Regions from separate parts of the Mus musculus genome. Here regions 1, 2 and 4 are each linked to region 3. The links are chromatin contacts, found by Hi-C or POLR2A ChIA-PET in ENCODE. All regions are on one chromosome and are shown on one strand. Each heading gives the region's core, a stretch centred on a gene start or an enhancer-like site at or near the end of the contact. The rest is flanking DNA. Distances are from core to core; before and after follow the strand shown. Region 1 holds the start of Chchd2 (coiled-coil-helix-coiled-coil-helix domain containing 2). Region 2 holds the start of Vkorc1l1 (vitamin K epoxide reductase complex, subunit 1-like 1). Region 3 holds the start of Sbds (SBDS ribosome maturation factor). Region 4 holds the start of Psph (phosphoserine phosphatase).

Region 1 (3,277 bases), core at 632-3,131, 370 kb before region 3:
GATATTAGGAATGCAGTCCAATGCCTTCATTTTACCCAGTTAGAAAGGGCTGAACTTAACCAGCACTTGGGAGGCAGAGGCAGGCGGATTTCTGAGTTCGAGGCCAGCCTGGTCTACAGAGTGAGTTCCAGGACAGCCAGAGCTGCACAGAAAAATCCTGCCTCAAAAATAAATAAATAAATCAAGAAAGGTTTGGGCTGGAGAGATGGCTCAGGAGTTAAGAGCACAGACTGCTCTTCTAAAGGTCCTGAGTTCAATTCCCAGCAACCACATGGTGGCTCACAACCACCTGTGTACTCCTCATATACATAAAATAAAAATTTTTAAAGATTTATTTTATACATAAGTACACTGTAGCTGTCTTCAGACACCCCAGAAGAGGGCATCTGACCTCATTACAGATGGTTGTGAGCCACCATGTGATTGCCAGGACTTGAACTCAGGACCTTCCAAAGAACAGTCAGTGCTCTTACCTGCTGAGCCATCTCGCCAGCCCATAAAATAAACTAAGAAAAAAAAAATCTTAAAAAAAAAAAAAAAAGTGGGGGCCGGGTTAGGGTGCCGTGGGCAAGGTCTGGTAGCCCATACCTTTAATCCCAGTCCTTGGGAGGCAGAGGCGGGCAGCCTCTTTGGAGTTCAAGGCCAGCCAGGGCCATAGTGAAAACCCCTTTCAAGGAAACAACAAACCACCACGCCAATCCAAAAAGAAAAATCTAGGGAAAGTGACCTGCCTGAGCTGCAACTTTGACTCATATTTTTGGGGGGGTTCTGGACAGGAATCTCTCTATGGGTAGCCTTGCTAGCCTTGAACTGGTTGCAACCCCCGCTTGCCTTCCGGGAGAAGGAGGCACAAGGGACTATCTTGATGACAGATGACGCATGCGCTACAACATGCACTCCCGAGGTTCACTCCCAGTATGAGCACAATTTTAGTTTTCTACGATTTTATTACCCCAAGGAGGGACCTCAGAATCTGGACTGGGGGGAGGGGTGTCAACAATTTCCTATTTGTTTTTTAGGTCGGCCGGCAAGGTAGCTCAATAGATCGTTTACCACAAAATGGTAGACATCTTGGACCCAAGTGATGGAAAGACATAGCTTTAAATTTTCGGCCCTCTACACACAGCCCGCAATTTTCTTTGTTTCTTTTTCCTTAAAAAAATAAATAAATAAAAGAAAAGAAAATCTTTAAAGCCGGCAATCCCAGCCCTAAGGAAGCGGAGTCAGGAAAATCAAGGAAGGCCAAGCGAGGCCATAAAGTTCAAGGCTAACCTGAGACTCAAAAACGCAGTGAGTAGAACAAAGAAAATACAAAAACCACCCCACCCCCACCCCTGGCCAAGAGTTTACCACGCATCTTTCTTTCCTCGCCTCCTTGTATACTACGCCCTCGACAGCCCTTCCCCCAGCCTGTCTAGGGAAAAGGTCACGTTTCAGAGTCCTCTCCCCGAGTGCACCGACCATGTCCCTGTTCTCAGGAAGTCCGCCCCACCAGCGGATCCCTTCCCGACCGCTCGCTCCGTCTCTTCACCGGTCGCCTTCGCAGCCCTCAGGCTACAGAACCTTGCCCTGGCGGCCCGCGCTCGGTTCCCGGCCCCGAGGGTCTCACCTGGCCGGAGGAGTCACCCGGGAAGTGCGGCTTCGGCTTCCACGCGGCATCCTAACTGCTCGAAGTCTCACCGATCAGCGAAGACAAACTGCGAAACGTACAGAAGCGTCCAGCAATTTCTACCAAGGAGAGAGGAAGGGTGGAGGCGGTACCTCACCGGGCAACCAATAAGAAATCAGGAAAAGCTCGGGCGCTAAAGGTTATTGGACAAAGGAGATATCAGTAATGGGCAGAGCCTGGACTCAGCGTCCTAGGCCCGGAAGTTACGAAGTTGGCGAGGAGGAGCTAAGGCTAACCGGAAGTTCCTGGGGTTGCACTCTCAAATTTTGTCCTCCGATTCAATGGTGGAGGTTAGGTTTTTGCTTCCGATGGCCGGCTGGCCTACTCCACAACCTGACTGACCTTGATTTTCACTGTCTCCTGCCTTAGCCTCTCAAGTAAACTGGATTAGGGGCTTACTGGGGTCTGCTCTTGGGCTGTTTACTTAACCCTTCTCTGTTTTGTTTTGGGACAATGCCTCCGGTAACGGATGTTGCCTTGGATCTCGCTGTTCTCACGTCTCAGCCTCCTAGTACTGGTCACGCAGGAAAAACTCTGTTTTTCTGTTATAAAGAATTTACTAATAAACGTGTTTGGAAATATTAAATTACATAAGCAGAATTTCGCTAAAGGAGCTCTGCTCCCAACATGTCTGGAAGATAGTGAACTAGCCGAGCTTATTAGAAACTATGAAAAAGGGGCTGATGAGATGGCTCAGCGGAGAAGAGCACTGACTGCTCTTCAAAAGATCCGGAGTTCAAATCCCAGCAACCACAAAGTGGCTCACAACCACCCATAACGAGATTTGACACCCTCTTCTGGTGTGTCTGAAGACAACTACAGTGTACTTACATATAATAAATAAATAAATCTTAAAAAAAAAAGAAACTATGAGAAAGAAAATTCTGTACATAATTCAAGTTTCTGTTGCAGAGAAATTTTCTGCTCATATTTACCAAGGCTCGTCTTCAATTAAGCGCTATTTCCATAATAAAAGAAGACCATCCTGACTTAATACTAGCCAGTAAGATCATCTGCATATCAAAGAACAGGCCTCTAAAGCTGTTGTCCTCAACCTGTGGGTTTCAGACTGTGATTTAGGGACTGAGTTACTGCTCTTTTCCACGTAAGACTGCTCAAATGCAGAGATGCCCACATTCCAGTATCCAGAACTGTATAAAAGGGTTGCAGCATTAGGAAAGTTGAGAATCATTGAATCTAGAAGTCTCCTCAACTGTGGCCACAGAGGCTTGTGGTCCCATAAGCTCTCACCACAGAGGATGTTGGTGACCTGAGCCCATTGATTGGCAGAGATATCTGCAGTGTCAATCCATGATGCTTCCTGGAAAACACTCTTGTCCTCGTAATGTGGATGAAGACCATTCCTACACATTGCCCATGAGGTCATATAGTCCTACAGAGTAGCAGTAGGCCATCTGATGGAGAAACAGGGGACTCTCCTCCCCACCAAATGCCCAGGGGAATGGGGGAAGAGTTTTCCTCTGCCACCTTGTCAGGCACTGTGTATGAAAGGAGATCTTATCATAGTTGTTCTGTGGCAGTGGGAAAGCGATCACTGGTGACAGTCCGTGAAAACCATTTTCAGCTCTGTTACCCCTGGGGAACTAT
Region 2 (3,186 bases), core at 372-2,871, 310 kb before region 3:
TTACTGCCCAGGGAGGACCTGCAGCCTTCTCACTGCCATAGGAGAGAACCTGAAAGAGGACTCTCAGGGTTTGAGATGACTACAGCCATGCCTCACATCTTAATTTGATCCAAGGTAGAGAGGAAGAGAAAGAGAGAGGGAAAGGTGGAGAGACTGAGCCGGAAGATTCCTGACGCAGAGAAAATGAAAAAAAAAAAACCCCAAACAAAACAAACAGACACCCAGTTTATTAGCTTGCTTAAAGCTGCAAAAAATTGGGGTGATTTGTTATCCAACATTGTATAATTAATTGAAGAACATTACTTATTAATCAAAATCACTAGGTGATGCCCCCAAAGCCTAAGAGCTGCATTGAAGCAAAAGCTAGCAATCTCCATCAACAGCTTGTTTCTTTGTAGACACAGATATCCTTACATGGGTTTTCCTGTCCAGTTTTGACAGCAAGGAAGCTCAGAATCAGTTATGGCTCAATTTTAACAATTTTGCAAGCCTCTATGACCTCCTCACGTTTCGTTTTCTTCTGATTTCCCTTTTTCCAAGTTTTTGAGCTTTTTTTTTAAAGTTCATTTTTATCCTTTTAGTATGGATTATGTTAAAGCCACATCAAATCCAAATTATAGAGAAGTATTCATGAACCCATTTAAAAATAGGTTTTTTTAAATGTAAAAATAGTTTTGCGCATTTAAGAAAAAAGTTTCTCACATGTTGAACACAAGACGCCTGGAGGTGGTGCCTGGGGAAGATCATGTCACACAAACGTGTCTCTGGAGCTCTGGAGCCATTGGTCAGGGACAATTTGGATTGGATAAGAAATATCAAGTGATAACGACGGAAATGTGTGTGTGTGCAGAAAGGCAACTGATTGCTACCAGGAGCCAAGGGCTTGCCCAGTCAAGCATTGTAGTAGTATCTTTGAAATCGATCCCTTGTAACAGACCCTAAGATTAAGCCAAACCACCTCTCGCCTCACCCCTTTCCTAGGCCACACCCCTCATCCTTCCTGGTCACGCCCCTGCCCCATCCAGCACACCAGAGTTTTTGCGCTCCGCCCCTTCCCTTCGCTCCCGCCCCACCTTGTTCCGCCTCCCTTCTGACCGCGCCCTCCAGTGTAACGAACCCCATTTCTCAGCACCACCCTTCACTTGCGCCACGCAACCCTGGCTGCTTACAACCTCCGCCTCTTCCCCGCCCGCGCGCGGTTTTCCCACCCGCCCCTTTAAAATCAAACCACGCCCACCGTCAGCCACGCCCTCCGCATGCGCCGCACCACCTCCCCGCTGTTGCGCGCTCCGCCTCCTCCCTCCACACTTATGAGCGGCTTTCTCGCTCCGCCCCAATTCTGGTCAAGCTCCGCCCCTCCTCAAGCCCTTCCCTCTTTCAGACCCCGCCCTCCGCATGCGCCGCACCGCCTCCCTGGCGGTTGCGCGCTCCGCCCCTCCCTCTGTGTCCGCGCGCGCCTTCCCCGCCCAGTCCGCCTCACTCCTCTCGGGGCGGTTGGGCCGCGCGCCTGTGGGGGCGGGGCCCGGAGGAGGCGACCGAGCCAATGGGGCGCGGCGGTGGTGGCGGCGGCGGCGGCGGCGGCGGAGGCGGTGGCGGCAGCGGCGGCGGCTGGGTCGGGCCCCGACGGGCGGCGGCGTCTGAGGTGGAGGCGGAGGGAGGCGGCGGCGGCGGCGGAGGGGGGAAGATGGCGGCGCCCGTCCTGCTGAGAGTGTCGGTGCCGCGTTGGGAACGGGTGGCCCGGTATGCAGTGTGCGCCGCCGGGATCCTGCTCTCCATCTACGCCTACCACGTGGAGCGGGAGAAGGAGAGGGACCCGGAGCACCGGGCCCTCTGCGACCTGGGGCCCTGGGTGAAGTGCTCCGCCGCCCTGGCCTCCAGGTAGCCCGGCTTGAGTGAGGGGAGCGCGACGCGGGCGGCGGCGGGGGGCGGGGAGCGCGCGGGGAGCTCCGGCCTGAGAGAGCGGGGCCCGGGCCGCGACCCGGACGGCGGTGACCGGGGGGCGGCGGCTGAGGGCAGGCCTCCGGGATGAGGTGGCACAGTGCAGCCGGGAGGGCGCGGGCGCGTCCTGGCCGGTGTGACTTTTCTCCCTGTTGTCGCCGAGAGAGGCGTGTGAAGACCCCCGATGCAGAGATCGGCGAAGCCAGCATTCATCCCCGGGGTCTTGGGACCTCTGCTACCCCGGGGCTATATGTCCGGTGGCTTTTATCACTATCCTCTGGGTTGTTCGGGACAGGTGTTTTCGGTGCTCAGGCCTCTTTGTACTCAGAGTTAAGGAGAATTGGCAGCCTTCTGGAGGCGACAGTGACATTTGCGGGTAGACACGCATTTGACCCTACTCTGGAAGAGGAAGGTACCAGCACTTAACCCTATCTGATTTCTTGGATTTTTCTCCCTTGTGTATTTCACGAAGTGTGCCCAGCAGGGGGAAAATGGCCAGAGTTCGGGTCTACTTTAAGTTTAGAGTAAACGATGAGTACCTTGTGTATAGTGATATTTTAGGTACTACGATGACTGTTATTTTATGAAAGGATCTGAGTTGTGACCCACACTGGCCTGAAACTCATCGGACTATAACCTCTACAGCTATTCCCCTGCCTCAGTCTTTTGAGTAGGGAAATACAAGCATGCACCACCGTGGGTGACTTAGAATGACTTTTACATGTTGCTGATTAGTATTAGCGGAATAATCCGCAAGAGATTAGATTTACGAAACTTTGCTAAGCAGGTTTATTTAAACAATTTTTTGTTTCTTGAAAATACCATCGATTTTTTTTCCTGTTAACATTTTATGTAGTGTGCTAGCTTTTTTTCTTAGAAAAAAGTATTTTACACTTTTAAAAAAGGCTTTTTAAAAAACTGATAGCAGTCATCAAAACCAGCAAAAGTGAAAAGAATTATTGCAGAATAGATAGTTTGACATTTTAATAGAGAGTCCTACCCCTAATATTTTGATGTTTGTTAACAGTGCTTAACATTTCACTACATTCCCTCCTTTTGATAAATGCTAGGGAGACACAAATGTATATAGCTCACTAGTTTATTTTGCCCTCCATATTGGTGGAGGAGTATTTGAAGAAGCTAGGGTTGGAGTTTCTTATCTGCAAACTTAAGGCTGTTGATCTTTCCCACTTAGCCCTTTTCATAGACCAGCTAGGCTAGGCTAGCTCGTGCTTATAAGTGGAATTC
Region 3 (3,344 bases), core at 523-3,022:
AATAGCAACAGACAAATACCATACAGACCTCCCCAAATTGCCCAACAATATAAACTGGAGGTGGGAGGGACCCAACAAATGCTAAAACAACAAAAACTCATCAAGAAAAACAGTAAACACAGTGGTCCAGATGTTGCCTACCATCGTGAGATTTTGTTACATTGCACCTGGCAGGACCTACCTGCTTGCAGATTTCAGTCTGGTCGTCTGTCCCAAATGCACTGATGAGGTCTTCCTTCTTGGCAACCTGACCTTTGGAAACATTTACAAACACTGAATGGGTCTGCAGAACTTCATCAAGGTCTTTTTCCCTTGAAAGGGCAGGAGAGAAAGTCCTATGTGAATCCACTGGATAGTAGAAAATCCACTCACATTTAAACACAAGATAGCAACAAGAGAAATGGCAAGTGCTGCAAGCTGGGTGTGATGTGCACATCTGTAACTCACCATTTAGGAGGCAGAGGCAGGGAAATTGGGAGTTTGAGGCCAGTCTCAAAAAAAAAAAAAAAAAAAACCAAACAAAACAAAAAAAAACAAAACAAAAACCCTAAAGAAAAAAAAAAAGAGAAATCTCACACACACACACACCACACTCTCTCTCTGGTGGCTACCTGCGAAGGACAGTATCTGGATTCTCCCACTTCACCACAGAGGGAAAAACTACATCATTGTTTTATGTAAGGAAACTCAGGGTGTGGTGGGGAGTGGTGTTTCTTCTGTCCTGGAATATCTGTCCCTAGATGGCAGTAGCGAAGACACTACTACGCACTTTGGGAAACTGGGGATTCTGAGGTGTGACGTTTTAATTTCAGGATTTGTAGGTGTAAGATTAGCTTCCCGATTGTTATCCCTGGAAAATGACCATAATGTTTCTCTTCTTGGAGATAGCATTTGGAATGTTGGATTCCTGTCTTTTTTTGTTTTGGTTTGGTTTTTTTTCGAGACAGGGTTTCTCTTTGTAGTCCTGTCTGTCCTGGAACTCACTCGGTAGACCAGGCTGGCCCTGAACTCAGAAATCCGCCTGCCTCTGCCTCCCAAGTGCTGGGATTAAAGATGTGCGCCACCACCGCCCGGCCGGATTTAAACATTTAATCCAAGAGGCTACTGCAATTTCGGGTCCTCTTGACCGCAGCTTTGTTTTATTAGTACAGGGTCGGTCACGGTCTCTCTCACACACACATACACATACACACACACACACGTTCCAGGCTGGCCTGGAAATCGCAGCAATCCTCCTGCCTCAGTTTCCTGGGCGCTGGGATTACAGGCCTAAACCATCGGTCCCACCCGGCTCTGATGGCGTTTGTAGTTGGCAGTTTTTATGATACTAACAAAATCCCAAAGCAGAACCCAATCCGAATCGGGTAAACCAGGCCTGAAAGGTACCGATGGGTCGCAGGAGCCGGGGTTAGGGAGGCCAGGCCGCCGAACTCTGGGCACAGGATTACTCACACGCCACTCCGCCAGCCGACGACCTTGTTTTTATAGCAGGCGATTTCGAAGCGCTTCCCTCCCCGCTTCATCCGCACCACGGCCACATTGGTCAGTCGGATCTGGTTGGTGGGGGTGAAGATCGACATGGTGGCTGTTCACAGATCTCGAGCTCGAGGGGACGCCAAGTGCTCGGCTGAAACGACCCTGCGGCGCGCGAACCCTTAACGCCCAAGGAGTGCGCGGCTCTTCCGGAACCTACCAGGGAAGAAGCTACCGCACGCCCGATTGCCCTACTGCACATGCGTCAAGTGGCGCACTAGCCAGGCAGCCGATAAGAAAGCAACCACGCCTGCGCGCCGTGACTTTTTACGCCCTCTAGTTCCACCCTCAAAGGAAGGCGGGTCGTTCTGTGATGACGTCATTTACAGGCGCCAGTTACGCCTACCTATTATGGGTGAGTAATGTTTATTATCTGGGTGGAAACATGATATTTTGGTTGAATAGTTCTGCAGAGTTCAGAGGCTGCGCTCATTTTAAATTTAAAAAAAAATTTTTTTTGATTTATTTATTATATGTAAGTACACTGTAGCTGTCCTCAGATACTCCAGAAAAGGCATCAGATTTCGTTACGGATGGTTGTGAGCCACCATGTGGTTGTTGGGATTTGAACTCGGGACCTTAGGAAGAGCAGTCGGCGCTCTTAACCACTGAGCCATCTCGCCAGCCCTATTTTTTTTTTTTTAAGATTTACTTTTTAAAAGATTTATTTATTTATTTTATGTATATGAATACACGGTAGCTGTCTTCAAACGCACCAGAAGAGGGCATCAGATCCTATTACAGATGGTTGTGAGCTACCATGTGGTCCTGGGAATTGAACTCAGGACCTTTGGAAGAGCAGTCAGTGATATATATACACACATATATGTGTGTATATGTACACACATATATACACACACACATATATATATCTTTTTTTTTTTTTTTTTGAGACAGGGTTTCTCTGTGTAGCCCTGGCTGTTCTGGGACTCACTCTGTAGACCAGGCTGGCCTCGAACTCAGAAATCCGCCTGCCTCTGCCTCTCGAGTGCTGGGATTAAAATCGTGCGCCACCACGCCCGGCTATAACTTTTAAAAGAAGTAAATAAAAACTCTCTTGGCTTAGTCACCTATGCACATGGGAGTCAGAGGCAGGCTAATTGCGTTGTAAATTCGAAGCCATTTTGTTTTATATAGGCGAGTTACAGGCCATCCAGAGCTACACAGTGAGACTCTTTCTCCAAATAGTAGCTATCCTGAATCTCGTGATCATTTTGTTTCAGCCTCAAGAGCGCTGAAATACAGGTCTGTGTCATCAAGCTGAATTCCTTTTTTCCATTTATTGACTGATTGATTGAGGCAAGGTCTCTTTATAGCCCTGGCATACGTAGTCCTGGAGCTCACTACGCGGCGGAACAAGCTGTCCATTAACTAGGAACTCCCAGAGATCCGTCTGCCTGTGCCTCTGGAGTGCTAGGATTAATGGTCAGTCAGCAGCATGCCAGGTTGTCATTTATTTCTTGATAGTACTGCCCTCTGTCCTGCCCTTTCCCCTTCTGAGCCGAAGCGAGAAATAACAGTGGAGCAGGAAGCTCGCTTGCTTTTGCATCTCCCGCTCTGGACCGCGTTTCCCACAGGCCCGCCCCTTTCCACTCTGAGCCAATCCGAGAAGTACAGGAAGTGCTCTAGCATCTTTCCCAGGTTTAGAAGTGATGGCTTCTCTCTGGTCCCGCCTCTTTTCTATTTGAGCCTATCAGAGAGGAAGTTAGAGCTTCCGCTAGCTCCTTTTTTTTTTTTTTTTTTTCCTTCTGGGCCCGCCTCTGTCCCCTGCAGCCAACGCGGGCAGGTCTGCCGACTGCATGCATGGCTTC
Region 4 (3,490 bases), core at 787-3,286, 470 kb before region 3:
GTGAAATATGCCACTATTTAAAAACAAAAAACAAAAAAACAAGCCATGTGGTGGCGATCACCTTTAATCCTAGCACTCAGAAGGCTGAGGCGGGTTGACCTCTGAATTTGAGGCCTGTCTGGTCTACAGAGTGAGTTCCAGGACAAACAAGACTACACAGAGAAAACTAGAAGACAAAAAAAAAAAAAAAAAAAAAAAAAACCTAACAAAAACAGTTTAGCCAGATGTGGTGATGCTGTGATATTCTCTGTTGAGAATGACAGAGTCACTGGGACATAGTTCAGAAGTTAAGCTCCCGACCAAAAAGTGTAAGCTAGGTGTGGTGGTGTGTGCCTGTACTACCTGCATTTAGGAGGTAGGCAGATCGAGCCAGAGGCTCGTGGGTTAAGAGCACTGGCTGCTCTTCTAGAGGCCCTGCATATAACTCTCAACATCTAACATGGCAGCTCACAACTACAGCCCTATAGGATCTGATGCCCTCTTCTGGTAAGCAGATATACATGCAGACAGAACACCTATATACATTAGATAAACAAACAAACAAACAAGAGGTAGGTAGAGGCAGGAGGATCAGGAGTTCAAGGCTAGCCTTGTCTGCATAGTGAGACCCTGTCACAAAAACAAAACAAACCACAAACAAACAAAAAGCAGCTCCAATATATTCTTGGCTAATGTTTTAAGGACTTTTATATTAAGTAAACACGAGTCTTCTTCATGCCTCGTTATCATCTGCACAGCTTTTGTGGTTTTCAAACCTACAACTCCACTTGAAAACATTACACTAGCATACTTACTGCAGCCAGAAGAGCAGAGGTTTGGGAATAACTAAATGTCAGCCATGTGACTGGTTGTTTCTCTTTCCTTTTTAAATTTCCTGTATTCAGGACCTTTGTACCGGTTAAACCGGCACTCATCCTCTGAGCTACATACCCTATAGTTCTGTTTTCTTTAGACAGGGTCTTCCTATGTAGCCACGGCTGGCCTGGAACTTGCTATGCAGACCAGGCTGGCCTTGAACTCACAGAGATCTGCTTGCCTCCCGTGTTGTGACTATGCCTGGCTCTGTATAGTAGAAGAATAAGAATTTTTCTTTCCTATCAAAATGGCAAAGCCTTCAGTATATATAGCTCAGTGGAATACGTCCAATGGCATTACGAGTTGTCATCTGTGTGGAGAAGTGATTCATATTCATATACATGTTTAAAAATTCAGTACGTATCTATATGTTAAGTGCTCAACATACAGACAGGAAAAACACTTATACGCTTAATATTATTTTCTTTTTAAAAAAATGTTTAAAAGAATGCTTTCAAAGACTGGGCACCACTGTCCAGCCATTAGTTGTTAGTTTTTAGCAGGCTTAGTAGCTCATACCACTTTGGAAGTTGAAGCAGGACTGCTACGAGTTAGAATACCAGTCCGTGTTAGACAGTTCGTGGTCTAGCTGGGACATAGAATGAAACAAGGATTACTATTTGTTTCATTATTTTAAAAAAATTAAAACAAAATCCATTTTAGTTTTCAAGCTGCCTCAATGACCTGGGCCCTAAGAACAGACTGATCCTGAGTCTCCTCAACGCCCATCGCACCACTCCTAAAGCCATCTAGTACTTTCTACCTAGCGTAGTCCTCCCGTCAACCTCCGGGGTCTTAAAACGACCAGGGTACAGGGGAAGGCTCCATTTTCTGTGCTCCCCAATTTACGGATAAAACAGGCAAGGAAAAAAAAAAAATGAACCTGGGAAATCTCGCGAGAGTGTGAGGGAAGCATCCCGGAGTCCAGTAGCTAGAGACACCCTGCAACTAGAGGCCGACGCCTCTGCTTCCTGTCACACCCAGTCGAGTGCAGAGGCCGAAGCATCCCTCACACACGACCTGCAGGGCTTTTCCTGCACCGCGGAGCCGCGCAGCCTCCACGCTGCAAACTCTTAAAAGCGCCGAACCGTGACGCTGGGGGGCGAGCACAACGGAACCTTAAGATCCAGAGTGCCGATGACGGGAGAACCAGTTTCTCAGATGCGCAATGACGTCGCAACTGGGCGTGGTGGGCGGGTCTTAGAGAGACCAGCGTTGGATTAAGCCAATCAGCGGGCGGCAGGAGGGTCGCCACCCAATGGAGGTGCTCTGTGGGCACGCCGGGGGCGGGCCGGGTGCGTAAGACTTTTCGAGAAGACCCCGCAGAGAGCACGTTGTTCTCGGCCTCTCCCGGAGCTAGGCCAGCCATGGCGGCGGTAAAGACCCTAAATCCGAAGGCCGAGGTGGCCCGGGCCCAGGCAGCGCTGGCGGTGAACATCAGCGCGGCTCGGGGCCTGCAGGATGTTCTGAGGACCAACTTGGGGCCTAAGGGCACCATGAAGATGTAAGCCCGGGCTGGCGGGAGGGCGGGCCTGGCGGCTCGATGGCCGCAAACTCGAGTCGCTGCCTCCAGGCCTTCGCGCTAGCGTTTTCTTTCTCCCATGTCTGGGCTGCATCCCATCCAAACCCCCCGAATCCGCGCCTTTCGGGGTTGGCATTTGCACCTATTTCTTATAGAGGAAGAGAGTGGCGTGTGCAACCTTCCCGAACCCAGCCCCGGGCCCCGAGTTTACTGGGATGTAGGAGTAAAGTCCAAATTTCAGGGGATCTGTTTTTGTTACCTCGTTAGCTAGCAAATGAATAAAGTTCACTGAGACATAGCGCTTGGATTTTTTTTTAATTAGTCTTAATTCACTCTCTTTTCTCGCCTCTCGTATCCGTTCCTCAAATTGCGGTTGCTTTGGAGTCGTATATTTCATAGCCTCCTTTGGTTCCCTTTACACCTCATTCTTTTTTGTGGGAATTTTCTTTATGTATTTAGTTGAGATCGGGTCTGACTGATAAGTTACGGCTTGTCTGGAACTCCCTGTGATTCACTTGCCTTCAAGAGGGGATGGGGGATATACATTACCTCCCCTTGGCTGCTTTGTGGAATTCTTACTTGTTTTGTTTTAATTAGAAAAAGTCACATCCTTGCTCATCAATTCCTTCCCATTTGGCAGGCTTGTATCTGGTGCTGGAGACATCAAACTTACTAAAGATGGCAATGTGCTGCTTCATGAAATGGTAAGAGGCTGCCGGGCTGGGTTTAAAAAAAAATTTTTTTTTTTGACCTCTTGCTCCATTTGAGGTGAATAAAATTCTTCATCAGGTCATCATGTCTTTCAGGCAGAAATATAGGAAGTGCTTTAGTGGGTGAGGAACTCTGTCAAATGTGACACATGTGTTTGGATCCTTGGGTTTTTTGTTTGTTTTGGGGGGGTCTACTTTGTAGTCTGGGCTAAAATAAAAAATTGTATAAAAGAATATTGTTATCTCTACTTTAGCTAAATATTGTACCACATAGCTATAATCCCGGCACTCAGCCAGATCTCTTGAGTTCAAAACCAGGTAGAGCTACATAAGCATAGTGAGACCTTGTCTCAAAAACAGGGCAATGGGAAAGAAAACCAAAAAATAAATGCTCATCTTTCCA

Evidence for each region. Hi-C counts contacts between places; a loop is a spot of excess contacts on that map. ChIA-PET counts read pairs that join two places held with the same protein, here RNA polymerase II (POLR2A).
Region 1: POLR2A ChIA-PET joins it to region 3 with 26 read pairs in embryonic stem cell. The contact joins the promoter of Chchd2 here to the promoter of Sbds in region 3. POLR2A ChIA-PET finds 5 or more read pairs at or near these places in 4 of 5 experiments (Patski and embryonic stem cell).
Region 2: POLR2A ChIA-PET joins it to region 3 with 15 read pairs in embryonic stem cell. The contact joins the promoter of Vkorc1l1 here to the promoter of Sbds in region 3. POLR2A ChIA-PET finds 5 or more read pairs at or near these places in 2 of 5 experiments (Patski and embryonic stem cell).
Region 4: POLR2A ChIA-PET joins it to region 3 with 13 read pairs in embryonic stem cell. The contact joins the promoter of Psph here to the promoter of Sbds in region 3. A Hi-C loop is called at or near these places in 2 of 37 maps with a recorded cell type or tissue (T-helper 1 cell and T-helper 2 cell). POLR2A ChIA-PET finds 5 or more read pairs at or near these places in 2 of 5 experiments (Patski and embryonic stem cell).

What each region holds. Positions count from the first base shown.
Region 1 is chr5:129,885,589-129,888,865 of GRCm38, forward strand. Chchd2 (coiled-coil-helix-coiled-coil-helix domain containing 2) reads right to left here and starts at 1,882. Exons shown (of 4, transcript NM_024166.6): 1 at 1,610-1,882. The coding sequence starts at 1,659.
Region 2 is chr5:129,940,488-129,943,673 of GRCm38, forward strand. It overlaps Vkorc1l1 (vitamin K epoxide reductase complex, subunit 1-like 1), which reads left to right and starts at 1,622. Exons shown (of 3, transcript NM_027121.4): 1 at 1,622-1,878. The coding sequence starts at 1,685.
Region 3 is chr5:130,253,758-130,257,101 of GRCm38, forward strand. It overlaps Sbds (SBDS ribosome maturation factor), which reads right to left and starts at 1,773. Exons shown (of 5, transcript NM_023248.2): 1 at 1,453-1,773; 2 at 182-311. The coding sequence starts at 1,580. Tyw1 (tRNA-yW synthesizing protein 1 homolog (S. cerevisiae)) reads left to right here and starts at 3,280. Exons shown (of 16, transcript NM_001015876.2): 1 at 3,280-3,344.
Region 4 is chr5:129,785,217-129,788,706 of GRCm38, forward strand. Psph (phosphoserine phosphatase) reads right to left here and starts at 2,037. Exons shown (of 8, transcript NM_133900.4): 1 at 1,739-2,037. Cct6a (chaperonin containing Tcp1, subunit 6a (zeta)) reads left to right here and starts at 2,140. Exons shown (of 13, transcript NM_009838.2): 1 at 2,140-2,359; 2 at 3,018-3,081. The coding sequence starts at 2,223.